Regions from separate parts of the Homo sapiens genome. Here region 2 is linked to region 1. Evidence: read pairs that join two places in POLR2A ChIA-PET (ENCODE). Cell type or tissue: Panc1. All regions are shown on one strand. Links, peaks and the distances in the headings refer to the core of each region. The heading gives the core; the rest is flanking DNA. Region 1 holds the start of FRMD6-AS2 (FRMD6 antisense RNA 2). Region 2 holds the start of LOC124903315 (a long non-coding RNA gene).

Evidence for each region. ChIA-PET counts read pairs that join two places held together with the same protein. Peaks named below come from ENCODE experiments on the same cell type or tissue, not always from the same donor. Only the 100,000 strongest peaks of a DNase experiment are listed, where the experiment ranks them.
Region 2: POLR2A ChIA-PET joins it to region 1 with 14 read pairs; 3 of 35 experiments call an interaction of 5 or more read pairs at or near these places.

Annotation. Positions count from the first base shown.
Region 1 is chr14:51,593,517-51,605,577 of GRCh38, forward strand. FRMD6-AS2 (FRMD6 antisense RNA 2) reads right to left here and starts at 6,436. Exons shown (of 3, transcript NR_051990.1): 1 at 6,311-6,436. It also overlaps a transcript of FRMD6 not described here and the pseudogene LOC124903415. In Panc1, for the core only: no CTCF peak of the experiment used is centred there; no DNase peak of the experiment used is centred there.
Region 2 is chr14:51,286,527-51,298,587 of GRCh38, forward strand. It overlaps LOC124903315 (a long non-coding RNA gene), which reads left to right and starts at 905. Exons shown (of 2, transcript XR_007064164.1): 1 at 905-1,537; 2 at 6,626-9,976. In Panc1, for the core only: CTCF peaks have their summits at 4,110 (motif pointing right) and 4,332; no DNase peak of the experiment used is centred there.

The DNA.
Region 1 (12,061 bases), core at 1,940-9,939:
GTACCAGCAGACAGTTGGCTGCTGCACGTATATTCCTGTGCCTCTGAATGGTCTTGCTTCGCATCCTCTGCCCTCAGCCTTGTGAGACTGTAGTGAGCACATGACTGTGCCAGACAGGGGTGAACTTGTGCTTTCTAATGACGAATCCAGCTGTTTTGATTCTGTCTTCTCTGCTGGAGTTCGTGGGCTTCATTCTCAAAGAGAATAATCTAGGTAAACCCTGACTCCCGTTTCTGGATACCAGACTACTTTGATATAGTAAGTACAAAATTGAAGATGGCAATTTGAAATATGTTATGTGTATATATAAATACACACATATATCTATATATACATACACACACACACATATATATGTATATATATATGAACCACACCCCCAACTCTACAAAATTTTCATTTCTCCTTTCCAAGAATAGAATCCCCCTACTTTCTGAAGCAAAAGTAAGACCAAACGGCTTGGCATTTACAGATATACTCAGAGGGACAACAGAACAGGGTGTGTGAAATGGGAATGCCACAGTGAATTACTGATGGAACCTAGATGAACTCACGACATTTCTTATACCCCCTCCAGAGATTTACTAAGAACAAGAAATGAGTACATGTTTTGTTTGTTTGTTTTTGAGATGAAGTCTTGCTCTGTCACCCTGACTGGAGTGCAGTGGCGCGATCTCGGCTCACTGTAAACTCCACCTCCTGGGTTCAAGCAATTCTCCTGCCTCAGCCTTCCAAGTAACTGGGATTACAGGTGTGCACCACCACGCCCAGCTAATTTTTGTATTTTATTTTTATTTATTTATTTATTTATTTATTTATTTATTTTTTTGAGACGGAGTTTCACTCTTGTTGCCCAGGCTGGAGTGCAATGGTGCGATCTTGGCTCACGGCAACCTCTGCCTCCCAGGTTCAAGTGATACTCCTGCCTCAGCCTCCCCAGTAGCTGGGATTAGAGGCATGTGCCACCACGCCCGGCTAATTTTATATTTTTTGGTAGAGATGGGGTTTCTCCATGTTGGTCTGGCTGGTCTCGAACTCCCGACCTCAAGTGATCCACCCGCCTCGGCCTCCCAAAGTGCTGAGATTACAGGTGTGAGCCACCACGCCTGGCTAATTTTTGTATTTTAGTAGAGATGGGGTTTCACTATGTTGGTGAGGCTGGTCTAGAACTCTTGACCTTAGGCGATCCACCTGCCTTGGCCTCCCAAAGTGCTGGGATTACAGGCATGAGCCACCACACCCGGCCATGAGTACATGGGTTAACCCTTGTCCACCCCAGGGACCCAACTCCCCACTGTGCTTGGAAATGGGAAATAAAGCAGGAAGAGTCCCTGTTATTTACCGGTGGCAAGACTCTGGCCAGAATTGTTAAGCAAGAGCAAAATTGGCTGCTTTGGATATTCGTTCCTTCCTTTGGAGATGGTGCCTTCAGGAAAATTATCAGAACTTGCATAGAAGAGAAATAAAGAATGATGAGCTGTTGGGTTAACCCTGGATACTCAGCCTCAACGGAAGGGGTAGGGAGTCCTGGATTGTGCTAGACACCAAAGGAGGGAGCCTGTAGTTCTCATCCCGTTCTGTGCTAGGAGACCACATGGACCAATGAGCCAAAACTCTTGGAATAGGTGGACTAAGTAGATGCTTAAGCAATGTGATTTGAGAGCGACCCGTCTTGCCAAAGCTGCATCAGTCCCCTAACTCTGAGTGCCTGGAATTCTGACTTTCAGAGTACCACTTTTAGGCTAAGGCATTATTGACAGAAGATCCCTTTGAACTCAAATCTGTACCCTGGAAATATGATGTATTTTGTTATTAGATCCCATTTTCTCAGATTATTCTACAAAACACTTTAGCATTTCCTTAACAGAGTCTGGGAAACAGGATACTCTGAAATCAAGGAACATGGGACTGGTAAACTTTGATTATGTTGGAAAGGTAGAGACCAAAATCTACTTCCAGGGCAGACAGGGATATGAAAGTATTGTTAACAGTGTGAAGGCTCATCTCTGGAGTGAGTGAAGTGTCAGAAAGAAAAAGAACATTTATAGGGGAGTACATAGGGTGAACCCTGACAGCATGAAATCCAGCCACATCTGCCAAATCAAAGATGGCAAGGGGAAGCCCTTCTGTTTCATGGAAAAGCCAATTAATGAGGATGAATTGAAGATAATATTGTAGATCAATTACATGCTGTAAAATATAATGTACTAGCTTTTCCATATGGCTATAGACTATGGTTCATGAAATTTTTCAGTAAACAACAGTTTGCCTTCCTTAGAGTCTCAGGCAATAATGAGTCTTCTCCATTCTGGTTTTATTTTAAAACTAAACTATTGTCGATAATTAATTAATGGTATTCTAATGTAAACAGAATATAAGTTTCACAATCTTGAATTTATTTTTCCTCTTCTTTGGGGTATGTAGGGTTTTACATATTTTGGTTTGTGCTTATGGAAAAATGTTTTACTTCTGCTGTTGAAATCATAGCCACCCGCTGTTTTCTATAGTTATGAAATATTATAAGTCTTGTCACTTGCAGAACTAATGTTCCCACTGAGATGCCTCTCTAGCCTTTTTGATTAAAAAGCAGCAACAGCAAAAGACACAGCCTGGGACTGAGTGACCTATTATTTTTGTGTCTCATTTGGTCACAGTAATTCTCAACCCATGCTTCACATCAGAATGAACTATGCAGTTTTTTGGAATTGTGGAATTTCCAAGAGGAGAGCCTGGTGTGTGTGTGTGTGTGTGTGTGTGTGTGTATGGGTATGTGTGAAATTCCACAGGAAATCTGATACGTAGCCAGAATCAAGCACCCTCACATTACTGATTTCAGGGAGTATTGCACTGTGAACCGTGTAAGCCTGAGGTTGGGAGGTGATTTAAATTCTATTATAAGCTGATACCTACTATCTAAGACCCTGTCAAATGATCATATCAAAATATTTTGTGTTCATTGCTCTCTCTGCCTGATTGTTTCTCTGATACTTACATGAAAATTAGAAAAAGTGTACTCCTTCGTAAGTTTACCCATGTGGCTGAGTGTCATCAATAATGACTTTGTGTAGCTTTATGTATGGGAGGAAGTGTTTTGCATCCTGAGGGTGGTGGCCTGAGCTGTGGCTGAGTCTCAAGGCTCATGGTTAAGCAGTGACGCTTCTGTGGCCTGTGAATACCACTTGCAATGTGGACACATTGGTGGGTGAGAGTTACTCTGAGCAGAGCCCCACCGCCTGGTTCAAAAGTTCATGGGCCCAGAAAGAGCAATGATAGTGTAGAGACTCAAGAGAAAAGCTGTCTTTCACACAAGAGCATTCAGAGAAGCCATGCAATGACCAGCTCATCCAAGGCAGACAGCACCCCGCATGTATACGTGGGGTCCTCAGATCTGCTGCTCTGTTGTTGCAAGTTTATACATCACACAGATGCCTCCCCACTTAGGAAAAACTGCATCGCATTTAACTAACACATGTAAATATTCATTTTATAAATATGCAATTTTATAGGAGCCTGATTGCAATGTGTCAAAGAGGGCATTTGCTCATGAAGCAATGTTACCTATGATGTGCATAATCATTCACACATTTTTTGTACCATGTGGTAAATACAGCAACAGACATTATCTAATGTGTGCCACAGAATGCACTAGGTGATATGGGAGCTGGGAGATCATCACACATGCATTCTACCATAGAGAGCTTATCTTATGTTTAAAAAAATGAAATATATGCATACATAACTAGAATGCAGGGCAGAATATGGCACATGCCACACAGTACAATGGAAGTACTTCGCTATTTCAGCATAAGGAGATTGACCCTAGCTAAAGGCAATTAGGAGTCGCTCCCTGGAGGAGACAGCATCCGCCCTTCATTTTGAAGGCTATATAGGATTTGGACAATGCAGAGTTTAGGGGAGGGACCAGATGTGGAGGCTTTCCAGGCAAAAGGAACAGGAGTGAGCAGAGGCCTAAGATGGAGACCTAGAGCCTACAGCACGTTTGGCTGGAATGCAGAATGTGTAACGAGGAAAGGCAGCTCTGCCACCCTGTAGAAGGCCATCCTGGTCAATGACTCAGCTTCTCTGTGCCCCAGTTTTTCATCTGTAAGTGGGGATAATGGTGCCTACTTGATAGGGCTGTGTGATGAATGAATGAGCTAATATATACAAACTACTTAAAACATTCCTTGGTGCATAGTAAGTGTTCTATAAATGTTCAATCCAAGTTATTAAAGAAGGGGGTAAAGAAATTCCAAGACCAGATGATCTCTAAGATGGTTCCAATTCCAAGGTCTAGCACTCAGGGCCACTGAGAGTTCTGACTGGTCTCTGAGGGTGGAGTGCAGCGCCCAAGGCTGCCTTGCCATTAAACCTGATGACAGTTTGGAGAAGTGTGGGAAGAGACTGAGGCCTGGAAACAAGGATGATTCAAAACAGATGCAGACGGCTGCCCCCCAACCATCCATTTTTGCTGTTAATATGAATATGGAATTTGAAGAAAAGGGCAAGAAGCCATTTTATGCTATTCCCTGATTTCTCCCCAGTGGAAAATTCCCTATTTTGAATTGCTTTCAACTGTCTTTTGTGTTTTCATTGACAATGAAATTATTTAAAAAGAATGAGAGAAAAACAGCTTTGCTCCAGAGAGGAGAAAAAATTAAAGAAAACTAATTTCTCCCCCTAGCCCCCAAAAAACCAAACCAGAAATTAACATTATAATCTATAATCACAGACACAGAAAGTGGTCCCAAGAGCCAAACCTCCTCCATTCCCTTCCTGCAGAAGCACCCCAAGTGTGATTGAGAATAAATGAAGGGAGTTGTCAGGGTATGGGGTGAATATCAGTCTGACTGCTTATTGTTGCATGTCATTGCCTTTCTTCTTTCTAAAATAATTTTAACTTTTAGTTTAGATTCATGGGGTACATGTACAAGTTTGTTAAGTAGGCATATTGTGTGATGCTAAGGTTTGAGATATGAATGATCCCATCACCCAGGTAGTGAGCACAGTACCCAATAGGTAGTTTTTCAGCCCTTGTCTCCTTCCCTCTCTCCCCATTCTTGTGGCCTCCAGGGTCTACTGCCGCCATCTTTATGTCCATGAGTACCCAGTGTTTAGCTCCCACTTATCAGTGAGAACATGTGGTATTTGGTTTTCTATCTCTGGGTTACTTCACTTAGGTTGCATCCATGTTTCTCAAATAACATTATTTCATTATTCTTATGGCTGTGTAGTATTCCATGGTGTATATATAACACATTTTCTTTATCCAATCCACTGCTGATGGGCACCTAGGTTAATTCTGTCTTTGCTATTGTGAATAGTGCTGCACTGAACATACAAGTGCATGTGTCTTTTTGGTAAAATGATTTATTTTCTTTTGGATAAATACCCAGTAATGGTATTACAGGGTCAAATGTAGCTCTGTTTTAAGTTCTTTAAGAAATCTCCAAACTGCTTTCCACGGTGGCTGGACTAATTTACATTCCCACCAGCAGTGTATAAGCATTCACTTTTCTCAGCAGCCTTGCCAGTATCTGTCTTTTTTTTTTTTTTTTTTTTTTTTTTTAGTAATAGCCATTCTGACTGGTGTGAGGTGGTATTTCATTGTGGTTTTGCTTTGCATTTCTCTGATTATTATGATGTTGAGCATTTTTTCTATGTTTGTTGGCTGCTTATATGTCATCTGATCTTCAACAAAGTTGACAAAAATAAGCAATGGGAAAAGGACTTCTTATTCAATAAATGGTGCTGGGATAGCTAGCTATCCATATGCAGAAGAATGAAACTGATCCCCTCCCTTTCACCATATACAAAAATTAACTCAAGATGGATTAAAGATTTAAACATAAGGCCACAAAGTATAAGAATTCCAGAAGAAAACTTAGGAGACACCATTCTGGGCATTGACCTTGGGAAAGAATTTATGACTAAGTTCTCAAAAGCAATTGCAACAAAAACAAAAATTGGCAAATAGGACCTAATTAAACTGAAGAACTTCTGCACAACAAAAGAAACAATCAACAGAGTAAACAGACAACCTATGAAATGGGAGAAAATATTTGCAAGCTATATATCCAGCAAAGGTCTAATATCTAGAATTCATGAGAAACCTAAACAATTGAACAAGCAAAAAGCAATTAACCTCATTAAAAAGTGGGCAAAAGACACAAACAGACTTCTCATTGCCTTTCTAAGGCAGGCACAGGTTTCCTTAGTTCTGGCTCTTTTTTCTTCAAGCTTTGTAGCCAGGTTCTGAATGAATACCACCCCCCAGGTAAAATTCCTTGTTAAATGCTGAAACACATACCTTTGAGAACCTCTCACTTCTCTGTAAATGGTTCTTTTTGCATCTAGTGTGGCCTCTGAGTGTACCCATGGAGGCTCCTGGGTCCTCAGAGTCTGGACGGGGAGCCAGGAGTCCTGGCCTCTATTTCAGCTCCCGACGGCCAACCTGGGCTTCAACCACAGCACAGACTCCTGACTACTCCCACCCAAAAAGAGTTGTTGGAAGACTTGAAATCACAGATCTGAGAACTCCTGCACTTTGTAAATTCAAGATGACATTGTTACTGTTCTAATTTTTTTAAAATTACAGCACTCTCACTTTTTCTCCAAAAAAGGTATAAACAAGAAGATAGTTTGACTTGTTTACCTAAAGCTCTCCTTTGAGTTGCCAAGAGGAGTTAGTTACTTGAACACAGACACAGAAATACGGTCGATAGCAAAATAAGATATGCTGAGCTCAGGAGCTTAATTTTTTTCCCTTCATTGAGTAACATTTCAGAAAAGCACCAGTAATTGGAACATAATTTATTTATCAACAGGAATTCAGAATACTCCCTTGCAGTTGATTTTGGAAATCCATGTGACCCTAGCAGAGTGCTATAACCAAGGTGAGAAAGGCTAGAAACAGACGTAGAATTACAATTACCAAAGGGAGAAGAGTTCACTGTGAATATTTAACACACACTGGCATTTGGCCACTAAACTCTGGGTCTTCCTTCAAAGTTCCTGACATACCCATTTATAAAGGAGGTTAATAATCCCTTTGTACCTACACCCCCACAGTTACAGCTAAATAACAATTTTCATGATAAGCCTTTATTTTTCTGCAACTTAGAATTTAAGGCAGCAATTTCATCTACAATGTTTAAGCCCAGAATTTATTTTTGGCCTTTTCAAAAGAAAGTTGTACCCATTTAACTTCGCCTGGCAATATAAGAGAAAAATGTTTTTAAAAGTACAGATTTTAATTAACTAGGCAATTTGCCTTTCTCTGAACAATCAAACCCTGGCCATTGCCAAAGGCAGGAAGCCAGACTAAGCAGAACCATGGTTAGATACAGGGAGGCAATGTCAAGGGCTTGCAGCAAGCAGCAGTTGCCCATAGCCTGGGTTAGTAATATGCATATTATTTTAATATCCTATTAGCACTTGGCTTTGAAATGAAAATTGGGTGACTAAAGACAAAGATTTTTGGGCAGCAATTTTTAGAACATAGAGGTAAGATGTGTTTTTCACCACTTGCTTTAAGAAGCACCCTGATGCCCAGATGTTGACCTTTAAGCTACCTCTCCTAGCTCTGGGGTTTCCTGGCATTTCATGGGCAGACCTGTCCCCCAGCATCCACTATGCTTTGGGTAGAGCTGAGCTCCAGCTTTTGAAGCCTCTGGTCAGGGTTGGATGAATGGCAAGCAAACACTGCCACAAGAGAAAACCTGCTGGCTGGCAGCCCCTGGGTCAAAGCTTGTTTTAGTTTCCCGAGACCACCTTTCTATGAGACCTCAGAGAAGGGTTTTACTGCCCCAGGGGTGTAGGATGTGATTTTTAGGAAAAAAGACTCTTGCAATTTCAAGTCTGGGTAACTTATCTTTCTTTGCCTACCTGGTGAGAGGATACCTTTGCAGGAAATGCTGTCACATCAACCCTCCATTGCCCTATTTCTCTTTGCCTGTCCAAGGGTTACCTTGGAATTAGTGGTGAAACTTCCAGGTTCAGTCATATGCTAAAGGACTCATGAATGCATTTTGTTTGGAGCTTTACAAATCTCTAGAAATTTAGTAAATGGCTCAAGAACTCCCTCTAAGCTCAAGTTGTTTAAATTTTATTTTTCTTTTTATCATTTATGCACAAGTAAAACCATGAAGTAGTGACTTCAACTGGATAAAAGGCTTAAGACCCTGAGGATATTGTGAAGCCATTATCCATGAGAGGAAGAAGGCAAGGTCCTATGTCTACCAACATGCAGACAAATGTCCCTGACTGCCTAGGCTTGGTAACATTGAGCAATTATTTTTGTCCTTATCATAATTTAGTCATTTAATTTCTTTATCATTTTCTTGGCAGTTAATAGCCTCTGATTTGAATTTTTATTTTTTCTTGTACCACAGTTGTTCTGCCTCCCTGATTAGATTGTAAGCACCAGTAGATAAGTCATCTTAGCCTACTTGGCAAGCCTTATAATACCAAAATCAACTTCCTAAATGAAGAGCTGGGTATCCAGCCACTCAAAAATGTTTTCCCCAACATTCCGTTAGCCTCACTGGTACATGTTCTTTTAAATGGAAATTCTCAAAGGGAGAGTTGATCCCCACTAATCACTCTTTAATGTGAATTAATTCAGTCAGATAATCAGATGCTCCAAGAAATAGAATTAAAGAAAATAGAAGTAATTTTTGAACATATGGAACTCTGGGAGAGGGTGGCCAGCTTACTAGGAAAGGACTTTGGGGTAATCAGGAGTGTATGTCCGTGTATGTGTGTGTGTAAATCCAGGAGAAGGGAGGGTTGGAAAGAGAATTCTCACAATCCTATAACTTTGTGGCTAGAAACAGATGTAGGCTTATGTCTCTAAGGATGAATGGATGATTTGGAGCAAGAAAGGACCAGTCACTTGCTTTTGTATGACACACAGACTAAAGGTAGTTTTCACATTTCTAAATGATTAGAAAATAATCAAAAGAAGAAGACTATTTTATGACACATGAAAATTATATGAGAATCACATTTCAGGGTCTATAAATAAAATTTTGTTGAAACATGGCCATGCTGATTCATTTATGGATTGTCTATGGCTGCTTTTGTGCTATGATGGCATGGCTGAGTAGTTTTGACAGAGACTGTATGGCCCAAAAAGCCTAAAATATTTACTACCTGCCCCTTTACAAGAAAAGCCTGTCAACTACTGATTTAGAGCAAAGTGTTTGTTTCTTTTTCACTTTCATGCATTTGGGTGAACAGTTTTTTAACACTTATAAAATATTTCTTCCCTTTCATAAAATATTAGAATATACAGAGATAATTACAGAGATGTTTATCCCAATATTATTAACATTCAAAGAAACAAAACTTCATGCTAACCATGTGGTACTGGTGAAATTATGGTATAGCTATACAATTGATTGCTGTGGAATAATTTATTGGTGCTATGGTCTAAATATTTGCATCACCTCAAAATTCATGTGTTGAAATCCTAACTCCCAAGGTATTAGGTGATGGGGTTTTTAGGAAGTGATTAAGTCAAGAGGGCTGAGCCCTCATGAATGAGATTAGTGCCCTTATAAAAGAGACTCCAGAGAGCCAGCCAGCTCTTCCACCACATGTGGATACAGCAAGAAGCTACCATCTACCAACCAGAACTCCAGCCCTCACCAGACACTGAATATGCCAGCACCTTGATATTGGACTTCCCAGCGCCCAGAACTATAGGAAAAAAATTTCTATGGTTTATAAGCCACATAGTTTATGATACTTTGTTATAACTGCCTGAATGGACTAAGACAAGTGGCATAAAAACTGTTTCCAGTTTTAACTCTTTATACAACATGAACCCATAAAAAATGTTTCAATCAAAAATATCATCAAAAAGCCATACCAACTTTCAGATATGTTGTATCTGAGTGGTGGATTGCAAGTGATTTTTTTTTTCTTCTTTTTGCTTCTCTGTATTTCTTGAATGGTTTACAGTGAACAAATACTACTTTTATAAAAAGGAAAAATACATAACGAAAAACTTTCCTTTGATACTAGAGATGGTTAGAAAAAAATAGAACAAAATTATAATATGTTAGATATTTTTTCATCCTTCCCTAAGGTAAAAATGTTCTCCTGGGAGACAGTGGAGCAAGGGCCTTGGCATCAAACTGCTCACTGGGGTTGAGAAACCAAGACTGCCAGTCACTAGTTACGTAACCTGGACTGAAGTGCTTGCTATCTCTGAACCTCAGTTTTCCGAGTTCTCAAATAAGGAAAATAACATCCTCTTAGGGCTTCTTCAAGCATTAAATAAAATCATACATAGAAAACAACTAACTCACATGGTGACAGGCACATAAGCACTAAAAAAATGACTAATTTTCAACATATTTTATGTAGAATATTTGCCATACGATGTCCTGCCTTCCACGGTAATTTCTCTTGTGATACAAAAAAAAAAAAAAAGTCCCTAAGATGAAATACATGGAGTGAGGAGCAGAGGAAGGTGAGGGAGTGAGTATCAGAGCAGTGAGGAGACAGATGCCAACTATCCTGAGCATAATGGAAAATGGAGCAGTTCAGAAGAGCCACTGGCTTTGTCATTTGGTCAGGAAGCTTTCATTACTACTTGCAATAGTGAGAGACCGCTAGATTGCTGGGTGGGGGCAGAATGTCTGCATGTGTGTGATGGTGCAGGTCTGGGAGGAAAATTTTTCCAACAGTTCACAGTATAGTTCCACAGTTTTGAGCACCCATTGCGTGAAAAGCACCGGAGATTCCAAGATGTGTAAGATACAGTACATTCCAGAGTGAGCTCTGGCCTTGTGGTGGGTTGGAAGGAATCGCTTTGGAGTAAGGCATTGAGCAATCACTTGGAATGCTACTTACTTGAACTGGAAACTATGCTTTCCAGATTATTATCATTATTATTATTAGTGTGCTTTCAAGATTATTATTTGAAGGAATTCACAGCAAGAAGGAAGATTCTTACTAAAATACTATTAAAATCTTCATGTTTTGCAGAAATCATTGGATATAATTGGGCCAGAAATAAAAAGAAACACTAAAAAAACTAATGATAAGTTGGGGGAATAGATGCTAAGAGCTTAAGAGAATGGGAAGAGGTGAAGAGAAAGTTCTATGGCCCATTGTATTTCTTCCACCAGATGCCAAGGAGCATCCCTTGGGTAGAACAACGTCAACTAGAAACTCTGAAGTGTGCCATATTCTTTTCATCCTCCTTGTCTATCTTCTTGTCCAGGGAATACTAACTACTCCAAGAGTTCATTTTCCACCTTTATACTCTTCCAGGCCCTCTCCACGCCTCTGTACTCCCAACCTCCTCAGGGGCCATGCTAATCTCTGTATCATTTCAATTTTAGTATATGTGCTACCAAAGTGAGCACTGCTTACTCTTAATACTGGCACAAGTGAATATATTCCAGTCCTGAGATTATATCGTTGAAGTGTAATGGCCTATGCGAGCTGTGATCTCAAGATACATGAGGGGTAAAACAAACAGAAACCAACCAAAACAACACCATTGCTTTGTGAAGTTCCCTGTATCTCTACCCCTGCCTGGCCACCCATCTAATTTGTTACATAGTCATTACTTTTTTATGCTATTTACTTCTCTGCAGGTTTCTTTTTTTTTTTTTTTTTTTATTGATCATTCTTGGGTGTTTCTCACAGAGGGGGATTTGGCAGGGTCATAGGACAATAGTGGAGGGAAGGTCAGCAGATAAACAAGTGAACAAAGGTCTGGTTTTCCTAGGCAGAGGACCCTGGGGCCTTCCGCAGTGTTTGTGTCCCTGGGTACTTGAGATTAGGGAGTGGTGATGACTCTTAACGAGCATGCTGCCTTCAAGCATCTGTTTAACAAAGCACTTTACATATATTTGCATTACATTATTTATTCCAATTTTAGGATGGGTTTGAAGAGGATGGGTTTGAATTTGCTACATCAAATAAGGGAAAGAAATCATTCTTTCTTAATGTCTCCACACGTGAAGTATTTGGAGTCCCTATAATTATGTTGCTTATGTCTTACCCCAAAAGATGTATGCTCTACTTGAATGTCCCT
Region 2 (12,061 bases), core at 1,476-9,475, 310 kb before region 1:
AGCTAGTTTCATTAAGCTCTACCTGCGCTTTTGCACATCGTCCCTTGTGAGTGTCTTCTGCTTCCTATTAGGCCTCAGCTGTCACATTGCTCGTTCTGTAGGCTCTCTGCATGCTGGTTCATTCTTTTCCTTGAGCTCAGCTCAGATGTTACCTTCTGAGGCAGGAGTAAAGGGAGGGAAGAAAGGGCCCCCCGACTCCTCCTCATCTCCCTGCCCACTCCCATGTCCTGCTTTATGCTCTTCACTTATTTATTTATTTTATTTAACATCTTTTTCATTGTGGTAGGAATACTTAATGTGAAACCTACCCTCTTGCCAAGTTTTTAACAGTGCAATATAGCATTGTTTATAATAGGCATAATACTGTACCACAGATCTCCAGAACTTTCTTATCTCACGTAACTGAAACTTTATACCTGTTGAATAGACACTCCCTATCCCATCCTTCCCTCCCTGCAGCTCCTGGGAACCAGCATTCTACTCTCTGCTTCTATGTGTCTGACTATTGTAGATACCTTATATAAATAGTGGAATTACGCAGTGTTTGTCTTTCTGTGACTCTGGCCTTCACCCTTTTTTTTTTTTTTCGAGATGGAGTCTTCCTCTGTCCCCCAGACTGGAGTGCAGTGGCGTGATCTTGGCTTGCTGCAACCTCCGCCTTCCAGGTTCAAGTGATTATCCTGCCTCAGCCTCCCGAGTAGCTGGGACTACAGGTGCATGCCACCATGCCTGGCTAATTTTTTTTTGTATTTTTAGTAAAGATGAGGTTTCACCATATTGGCCAGGCTGGTCTCAAAATCCTGACCTTGTGACCTGCCCACCTTGGCCTCCCAAAGTGCTGGGATTACAGGTATGAGCCACCACGCCTGGCCCCTTCACTCTTTTTAACAACATATTTTTAATTTCTTGCATTGAAATCATAATTTGACACTATTTTTTGTTGTTGTTTTTTACTTGTCTCTTTTAACTGGACTGTAAGCCAACAATAGAAGGAAACTTTTGTGTTTCACTCACTACTGTGTCCCCAGTGCCTAGAACAGGGCTTGTACATAGGAAGCAGGAAATAAACTTTTTTTAAAAGAAATGAATGGGGAGCTGATTTTTCATGCCCTTGAGAAGCCAAGATCTCGAGGCAGGCATATGTGGGGGTGTCAAAAGCAGGTCAGGAGGTCGTCTCATTTCCTTGTACTTTCATTGCATCAAGGTGCTAACACTGCTTCTCAGGTACCATTTGTTAACTGAACCATCAATGCTTAGGAAGTAGAAAGGAAGAAATGAAATAATTATGTTTCAGATTGAGCCCTTTTCCTGGAAACTTGGAAGAGTGTTCCATACCATCCAGTCTTTCTGTCACTTTTACCTATTTCAGGTGTGTCCAGTCTCAGCTGGGAATGGAAGATGCTTTGCATATCTTTAAAATCTTCGGGCCATAGAGTTGGGGAGAGTACAGAAAGAATACCACAGAACTTTTATGCCAGAAAATGGCAGGTGCTCCAAGGGCTATGTTGGAATGCTTGGAGTGCATAAAAATACCAAGGTGAGTGCCTAGCAGAGGGTTCTCAACATTAGACCTAAGTCATAAACTCCAAAGGTTGTTTTCAGGAATCTGTACTTTTAAAAGTTCTGAAGATGCATCTGGGGCCAGGATGAGGGCCACTGGTCTGACATAAAGAGGATGGGCTCTGCTTAGTTCCATAAATTCAGGGAGTTAATTATGTTGTTTTAAATTTCTTGAACCATTAGCACAGGGCTGATGAGCCAAACACCTTTTATGTTTGAATCAATAGATGTTTCTTCCCATGTCTTTGGGAATATTTCACAGTAGAAGTTGGGGTCTTGAAAAGTTGGCATTTGAAGGCTAGTGTTATTTTTTGCTTACAAAATAAGAAATTGATCTTTGGAAAGCAATTTAGGAATCTTATTTGGCCACAGTGGCATTGAGACCACTCTCTTTCTCCCTTTAAGCTTCATTATAACTCGAGTCCATTGCATAAAGCTCTTTTTATTGTAAAATGAGACCCCCATCAGGATCCTATAGACAGTTTTATTTCCTCTTGTTGCTTTCGGTACTCCCATACCATATTTCTGTAAAGGGCAACCTTACATTGAGTTTGGCATTGCTGGGTAGGCATTGCTGTCTTCAGGAGCCTTCTTCAGCTCATTTCTTTTTTGTTTGTTGCTCATAAAATAGCAGGCATCTGTGCACCAAGCTGATGTATTCATTGGTCCATGTACCTTTTAGTCCTTGTGTGTACATTTAGGTTGTACAGACTTACAGTAATATTACTGCTAGAATTCTATTATATATCTCTTCCATTTATATTATGCCATGAGTTTTTTTTTGGAGACAGGGTCTTACTTTGTTACCTAGACTAGAATGCAGTGGCATGATGATGGCTCACTGCAGCCTTGACCCTCCCAGGCTCAAGCAATCCTCCCACCCCAGCCCCCCAAGTAAGCTAGAAGTACAAGTGTGTGCCACCACGCCCAGCTAATTTTTAAAAATTTTTGTAGAAACAGGGTCTCACTGTGTTGCCCAGGCTGGTATTGAACTCCTGGTCTGAAGCAGTCCTCTTATTTCAGCCTCCCAAAGTGCTAGGGTTACAGGTGTGAGCCACTGCTCCTAGCCCAAGTATTTTTCAGATCAACTTTACTGAGTATAATTTACATATAATAATAAACTAGTACAAATGATTGTACAAGTGGTTGAGGTTTTACAAATGTATTCATCTTGTAACTATTACCAAAATCAAGACACCAAATAGTTTTATTACCCCAGAAAGTTCCCTCATACCCTACTATGGTTAATCTCTCCTTCCATTTTTGGCCCCAGGCAACCACTGATATGCTTTCTGTCACTACAGATTAGTTTGCATTTTCTAGAATGTCACACAAATGACATCAGACATAGTTATGATTTTGTGTCTCAGTTTTTTTGCTCAGCAGAATATTTTCACATGTAAATATTTTTCATTTTGCTCATCTTTTTTCCATACCTAATCTTTCTACCACTATCACCATGACTGCTTTTTTTTTTTTTTTTTTTTTTTTTTTTTTTGTGACAGAGTCTTGCTCTGTCACCTAGGCTGGAGTGCAGTGACATGATCTCAGCTCACTGCAAACTCCGCTCCCCAGGTTCAAGTGATTCTCCTGCCTCAGCCTCCTGAGTAGCTGGGATTACAGGCACGTGCCAGCATTCCCAGCTGATTTTTTTGTATTTTTAGTAGAGACGGGGTTTTGCCATGTTGGCCAGGCTGGTCTTGAACTCCTGACCTCAGGCCTCCCAAAGTGCTGGAATTACACTTTGTTGCTCATAAAATAGCAACAAACTGTGCCCAGCCACCACTACTGCTTTCTTAAATCAGATAACTTAAGCTTGATATGTATATTTCCAGCCCTCTATCAATATTCCTACAAACATATACACATACAAGGGAGCCTAGGTGATTTGGTCTGTAAAAGTCATCCTTACAAGATACAAAATAAGATGGCAAAGGGAGGGCAGAGAATGGATTTGGAGGGGCAAAGGGAAAATAATCAACAGAGGTAGGTAGGTATTTCTGTTTAACAGATGAGAAAACTGGGAAACTCAGAAGGATCCTACAGTTAGTCAATGGCAAACCCAGCATTCCAACGCAACTCTTCTGACTCCAAATCTCATCTCTTATTTCCCTCCAAGAGGGTTTTTTGCTCCATAAAATTTTGAAGGCCCTGAGGGCAAAGAAATATAGGGCCTGGAAAAAAGGTAATGTTAGTGATGAGGATAATGATAATGATGATGATGGTGCTGATGGAGGTAATGATGATGATAGTGATGATGAAGATGGTGATGATGGCAGTGATTATGATGGTGATTGTGATGGTGGTACTTTAAAGCAATGATCCCCAACCTTTTTGGTACTAGGGACCAGTTTTGTGGAAAACAGTTTTTCCATGAACCAGAGTTGGGGATGGTTTTGGGGTGATTCAAGTGCATTACATTTATTGTGTACTTTATTTCTATTATTATTGCGTTGTAATATATATGATCAAATAATTATACACCTCACCATAATGTAGAATCAGTGGGAGCTCTGAGCTTGTTTCCTACCACTAGATGGTCCCATCTGGGAATGATGGGAGATAGTGACACCCAAAGTGTGTTGGTTATGTCCAGTCTACTCCATAATCTCGTTTGGGTTGCTGTCACTGCAGAAAACCCTGCTTCACAATGATAGAAAGTTGGAAATGGAAGGAGGATTTTCAGTGCTTTTATGGCAATCTCAGGACATTCCAACTTGACTTTAATCCAAAAGATACGGAGATTTGAAGTTGTCTCAAATGTGCTTTTAAGGCCACCAGATGCAGTTGTACAATTGAAGGACATCAACTCACTTGTTGCTATAAAGTCTGCCACCAGATGTAGCTTGTCACTTGCCACTCACTGATTTGATAGGAGTCTGCAAGTAATTGATTTATTATGGTCTCTGTGCAGTCAAACCTCCCTGCCAATGTTAATCTGTATTTGCAGCCACTACACAGCACTAGCATCACCACCTTAGGTTATCAGGCATTTGATTCTTCTAAGGAGCATGCAACCTGGATTCCTCACATGCGCAGTTGACAATAGGGTTCATGCTTCTGTGAGAATCTAATGTTGCAGCTGATCTGACAGGAGGCGGAGCTCAGGTGGTAATATGAGCAATGGAGAGTGGCTGTAAATACAGATGAAGCTTTGCTGGCTTGCCCCTCATTTCCTGCTGTGCGGCCTGGTTTCCAACAGACCATGGACCAGCGCTGGTCCATGGCCTGGGAGTTGGGGACCCCTGCTTTAAAGAACACCCAGATCCAGGGAAAGCTGAAGGTAACAGAAAATAAAACCCCCCCTTTCCACAGTGCTTTCACCTGTTTTTTTCTCATTTCATCCTTACTACAATCCTGTGTGATGTGTATTATGATCATTCCCATTTTAGAGAACTTGAATCCAAAGCAATTTTTCAACAATGAGCAAGAGAAGCAGGTGATAAACATTTATTCTGCTTTTTATATTCCTAGTGTTTGTAAAAATCAGTTCCAAGTCTTTTAATGGCACGTTAGGCTTTCAATAAATTTGGTAAAAATCACCAATTTTTCATGCTTAAAAGCAAATTTTGTTCATGCCAAGTTACTGCTAAACTGTTGAGAAGGAATGAATTGAAGTATATTAACTTAGAGGGATTTCAGTTTTATTGTCACTATTATCTTTAGATGGGGAGATGAAGATGCAGATAAAGGCATATTAGTAGGTCCCATTTTGATTAAATATATGTTAAACATTCCTTCTTAAGCTATGGTGACCAGCCGGTAGGGAGAGAGAAAGAAGTCAGGGGGTTTCTTCCCCCATCTCTGCCCCCTTCCCTCCTTGCTTGGCTGGGGTTTAAGCAGATGGCCACAGATCCTGCTGGGCAGCCCCTCTCCCACAGCCATGTCCCTAATGGCCCTGACAAGGTTCCCATAACATCATCCCTTCTTCTTGCCCCTTAGACTTAGGGGCAATAATTGCTTCCTGCTGTTCCTGGTTGCTGATTGTTTTACCATTCCCTTTACCCTGCCCATTACTAAGCTGATATTGCTCAGCTCCTCACCACCCTTTTTTATGCCCTGCTTTTTGGTACTGGGCTGTGATGTTCCAAAAGACATCCCTCTTTGTCAGCAGCTCTCTGTCGGTTCTGCCAATATAGGGTGCTGTGGGGAGCCTGCAAGACTGGAGGGAGGAGCAGGGACCCATTCCTCCTTTTGCTTGTGCTTCCCCTTAGACTATCCTCAGCAGCCATCCTTCCTACAGCAGCCTTGGGATGCAGCCTCCCGTGTTTTTCTGGCACTCTCAGGGCCGTCCTTGTGCTTGCTCTCAAGGACCTGTAATAACCGGGCAGCCCCTCTTCAGAGGCCTCAGACCCACATCTGCTGCCCTGCTCCGAGCTTCTGGGTGACAACACTAAGCTCTTCCCTTTGTTTCCTGGCCCGAGTGGTGCTAGCCTGTCCTTCACAGTTGCTTTTCTGTGTTACTTTTATGATTCCTTTCACATATTCAGATCTCCAACCCCTTTCTTTTTTTCTTTTTATTGTGAAAAACACATAAATGTTACCATCCTAACCTTTTTAAGTGCACAGTTCAGTGGTGTTAAGTAGCTTCACATTGTTTTGCATCTAATCTCCAGAACTTTTTCATCTTACAAAACCGAACCTCTCTGCCCTTGAAACAGATCCCCATTGCCCGTCCCCCAGCCCCTGATGACCACCATTCTACTCTCTGTCTCTACGAATTGACTACTTTAGATACTTCATATAAAGATCTCCAATCCTTTCTTTATATTTAATTCACCTTATTAAAATAATCAGCACAGTTTTTGTTTTCCTGATTGGACTCTGACTGATCCATCTCTGTAAATAGTCCCTTCTTTAAACAATTTTCAATTAAACTCTTTGAATGGCCATCTGATCCATGCTGGGACCGCAGCTGATACACTATGGAATTACTGGGGAGGTCAGATGAAGATTAGGTTAAAATAATAATAACAGTAAAAACTCTTTTAACTAAAAAGCACTATATATTATAATTCATAGTAGTAATAATTTAAGTGAGGCCACATCTGAGCTTCCCCTGCAGGGCCTTGAAACACTGACATCCAGAGAAGAAGAATAATAAACAAGAAAGTGGCTGCAATGCCAGAGTTTCAACAGATCCTTTGTGGCTCTAGAACTGGAACTCTGTCTCCTTTTCTAAGACAGGATGTGGGGAATCTTATAAAAAGCTTCATATTTGTATTCACAAGTTAATGTGGGAAAGAAACCAGGATTTCTGTGTCCTTAAGTGATACGGAGACTCTGGCTCCAGCAAGACAAGGCTCCGATCCCAGATGTCAGTCCCCAGCGATTCAGGGACACTTCAACATCCTGACTTCAAATGAAAAATCAGGTTGCTTTTCGAGAGTTGTAAAAGACTGGAAACTCCCTGACCACTCGCCAACTCACAGATGCCAGAAACTCTGCAGCCATAGCCCTGGCCAGAGATTTTTCTGGCAGAGTGGGGTCCCCTGACCTCTTTAAGAGGAGCACTGCTTTCTGAGGGCTCAGAAGGCAATCTGAGGCTCCAGCATCTTGGCCAGGGGCTGTGAAGAGACAAGTGGAGCACAGGGTGGGGTATGCAGGGAGCAGGAGGTATCATGGGCGGGCCCCTCAGGGAGGGCCGTGGATTATTCAAAAGTGCCCTGGCCTGCTGTGCATTCTGGAGGATATTCACCATCAACCCTGCCAGGAAAGAAGGCCTCACAAAACACCAGGTCTGAAGGAAGGATCAAGGAATTTCTTTGACAGATGTTAATCAAGAAAACCTGAACACCAAGGGAGGCTATTGCTTCCTCCTGAAACTATTTGACTGGCTTGGTCTCTTTGTACTTGGGTGGGACTAACCATGAGAAAAAGCTCATCTGTGTGAGTTTCGTGGCTCAATGTTATGGGGTACAGACGTGAGCTACTCCTCTAATGTCCAGGAGCTGTATCAATCCCAAGAAATGACTTGCAATATCCTGCATGTGTGTGTGTGTTTTCAGGGAGGGATCTGGAACAATTTTCTGGGGCCTGTAAATGTAAGCTGATTCACAAGATGAAGTGCCCCCTCCCTGCCTCTTCCCCCATCCCGGAATTGAGAACGGCTCTAGATTATGAGGCAGAGGAGGCTGGAGCAATGACTTTCCTCCCGGAATACCCGACAGTACCCTGCCTGGCAAGCCTTGTGTACTGTCTTTATAGGAGTACTTACTAAACTGAACATATAGAAGCAGCCTTCAACTTTTAGGAATCCACATACATTCCTCCCATCCAGAAGGTTAGCTTGTGATGAGAGATTCTTTTGGGGATCTCATTAACAGTTTCTTCTGTTTGTGGGATGGCTCTTCCCAAAGGGGTCTTAAAATCAGAGAACAGGCCTGGCGCAGTGGCTCATGCCTATTATCCCAGCACTTTGGGAGGCCAAGGTGGGCGGATCACGAGGTCAGGAGATTGACCATCCTGGCTAATGCAGTGAAACCCCGTCTCTACTAAAAATACAAAAAGATTAGCCAGGCGTGGTGGCGGGTGCCTGTAGTCCCATCTACTCCAGAGGCTGAGGCAGGAGAATGCCATGAACCCGGGAGGCGGAGCTTGCAGTGAGCCGAAATCAGCCACTGCACTCCAGCCTGGGCAACAGAGCGAGACTCCTTCTCAAAAAAACAAAACAAAACAGAACAACAGAGAACAAGATACTCAAGTTTGGGAGGCTAAGTGCTAATATTGGTTTTCCTACCAACTCTTTTTTGTCCCAGTTACATCATCCACAAATTCATAGTCTCTCCCCCTCTCTACTACTCAATAAAGTTATTATGGGGAATTGTGATTAAAAAATGAGAGGAAGGAAATTTGTAAACTCAAAGTTGTAGTATTAGTGTAGCTAGATGAAATAAGAGTTGGTTCCCCTTCCATGTTATTAGCGGAGAAAAAGAGACAGATTGAGGGAGGAAAAAGAGATGTAGCAGGATATTGTCATTAAGATCACAGCAAACTAACATGACATACTGTTGGTGAGTAGGTAAGAAAGATAGCTCTGAGTCCCTCACTTTAAGACACGTAACGGAAAGGAGTCAGAACATTGCAGGAAGTGAAAGGACTATTTGATTCATCATTATCCTATTCTTAGTTGGAATTATTTTCCTCTTCATTTTAGTTATGACCACGGGTCAGCCAGACATTAAGACAAGAGCACAGGGTTACAGTGTGGGAGCCCTATTTAATTGATTCCAGAATGCACATCTGTCACATCCTAACATCTCTGGGGATCAGCTCATGGTGTTGGTCAGGCTCTGTGGAGATACAGTCGTTAATAATATCATGGCAGTTCACACTGTCATCATGTCAATTGAATTGGATGCATTGTTGATGGTATAGGTGTTGAATTTAATTGCGTTTAGAAGATCCTCAAAAAATTATACTATGATTTGACATTAAAATGAAAAATTACCTTGTGTGCAAAAAGGCGTAGAAACAGAGCAGCAGGACTTTAATTTGATATTAGTGAAGCAGATACGCATGGTTGGAGGAATGAACACAATAGTGCATAATTTTTGCAAAGTAACAACCGAACTGCTTTCTGGAGCCTAAGAGAGGAAGAGCCATCCCTTAAGTAGAAGAAACTGTTAATGAGTTTCACAGAAGGATTGACCATCACAAGCCCAGTCGAGTGACAGCAGAAACTGCTGGCACATCTTGGATGAATGAAAGAAACGTCAAAGCAATCAGAGGCTTGCATGACTGGATAACTATAGTTAAAGCAGTGTATCATGTCGTCTAAAGGATGGTGTTGCTCCTGGTGACTCATAAGGTGTGTCTTAGGATCAATGGAAAATGGTACAAATGTAAGCTTATAACATTCAGGGAGTTACTACCATTTTTAAAAGAAAAGGCAGACAGACCTAGTGCCTCTTTTGCTGGTGGGCTTAGTCTTTTGAGAATCAGTACAGAGGTCGGCACATGGCCGATCAGGGACTATGTGCCTGTGGTGCTACTTGCCCTAATGACTCAGAACACACAGGAGATAGGACAGGTCTCAAGAGTGTGGAGGAATAGAGCAAGTGTCCAGGACCTGTCCTCCTTCTAGACATGTGAATGTGAGATGGACAATGGATTTTTTTAAAAAAGAGTACAGTTCTTTATTTAAAGAAAGAATTTGCAGTTTTGGAATGCTTCTTATAAACCAGCAAAAACTAACCCTAGATTTTAAAAAAGCCTAGCAGTTTCAGCACCCTACAACAAATATAAAACGTTTTAAAGTAAATTCAACTAGTAAATATTTAATCATCTCCAAGATTATACCTTTAAATTTATGAAGCATGATTATTTTATGAGTATATTAAATTCTGTATGATGAATTTTTAATGTCCCTAAAATAACAAAATTACTTCAGATTAATAAAAGGACCAGAAACAAATATTGCATATATCTATTTTATTTCTGCCAGATTTCTATTAACAATCAAGACATGAGTAAAGAGAATATTTTCAAGCTTGTGTCCTCATCCATCCCATCCCATCCCCACCTTGAATTTCCTCAGGTGTGGATAAACCTTTCTAGACATTTCAGGTTTTTAATTCTTCAATATGTTTATGATCGTTCTTAATCTGGGCCCCATCGCCAGCGTTCCATGGATAGGCTACAGGGAACCCGTGTACACTTGAAATTATATAAACAGTCCTGAGCACTGTGTGCATTTTGGTGGTGGTAGGGAGAGGTATTCTGGTTGTTATATATTTCCTAAAAGTGCCCATATTTTAAAGAATGAAAGCATCCATTAACCACTGTTGAGCATTTTGGATTTGTTGTGACTTGGTCCTTGGCCCCTCCTAGACGTAAAATGGGAACTTTTAGTGAGTAAGTATTCTGCCTTAACAGGAGGCTGCGTCTAGACCCAGCAACAAGGGAGAGGGAGATTCTTGAGCAACAAGACACCCGGGAAATGGCTTTGTGATTCCGTCTTGGTTTTGGGATTTGGTTGCCAATGTGTCCCTGCTCTTCCTCAAAATAAACAAAGAAAAGCCCCTGCATTCCTGTGCCACCCAGGTTCAATCTGGAACTTTGAACTTTGTTTTTTTTTTTTTTTTTTTTTTTTAAGTGACAGAAACCAGGTCCCAATCATTGAGTTTTCCTCTCCCTCTGACGGGGTCAGAGATCTCCAGACTGTGATATGGATAAGACTGGGGGAGGCTGCAGGGGCAGCTATCCAGGCCATTCGCCACTGGTGGTGACTGTTATACTCTAATTTAAAAATGCAAAAAAAAAGGTCAGGTTGAATGGAGTCTCATTGAGTTCCATGAAATTCCCCTACCTCATGGGCCTGGCATGGCCTAAACTGATGGTCAGCCTCTGAACATCATAGGCTGGGCCGTGACTTAAGAGTCAAGACGTTTCAGAGTAGCAGGTATCAGCGTTGGAGATGTTTGTTAAAAAATCTCCAATCCTTGTTAAAAACAAGCATTTGTTTTTGGTGGAGAGCTTGTTAAAAACACAGGTTCCTCAGATCACCCCCAGAGATTCTGATTCAATAGGTCTAGGGTGGAATCCTGGAATTGGCATCTTTAAACCAGCATCTCCAGGTGATTGTGAGAAAGGGGCTGGAAAAGGTTTCGGTATTCCATGTGTTGAGAGCCTGGATGAAGAGAAGGACATCTGGGCCCTCAAATGTTCTGTCTTTCCTGTGTTAATTCTGTTGGGTCTGAGTCCTCTCCTTATTTTCTGGGAATGGCTTAAGAGGGGAGCCCTGCCCTCCTGAAAGGGCACTGCGTGCGAGATGAAACATTTCAGCTAAAACCATGACCAAGAATTGTCTGTCGGGGCTGTGTTTTTCCAAGCCCCTGACCCCAGCAAGGCTGTGCTTTCATCTGAAGTAGAGAATGTGCAAAGGTAGAAGTTTCTGTGGGCTTCAATCTTAGGGGAGGCAGAGTGGTATGGTGGAAGAGCACTAACCTGGGAGTCCTAAGTCATTCATTCATTCACTCATATACTTGGTTGCTTACCGTGTGCTAAGTACTGTCTTAGGTGCTGGGATTCAAGGGTGAACAAGACATAGTGCATGCCTTCATGGAACCTTCACACTAATCAGAGTGAAAGACTTTCAAAAATGGTTCTAAAGTTTCTACAGGGTTGGGGATTGGGACTTTAGTCTGGTTTTGAGACAGAAAGGGAATGGCAAAGATACTTGACTTAAAGGTGATCTTATATTGCAAAATGACTTGTCTCTTCTCATGTTAACTGTTTATTTGGAGTGGATGATGATGAGGAAGAACCGATGGAGATTGTTGAGCAGTCAAAGATGCTCCCTCACCGCCCCCTCCTGCAGTCCTGCCACACACAGCGTAACACCAAGCTACCCCTTGGTGCCACCATCAGAATAAACAAATCATTATTTAATTCATGTAATCAATCAGTTGATTAGTTAATGACAGTTGAAAGTGCTAAGAGGTACACAGCATAGTGGGAGCTCATCAAAGGACACCCAGTCCAGGGCAGGGCATGAGGC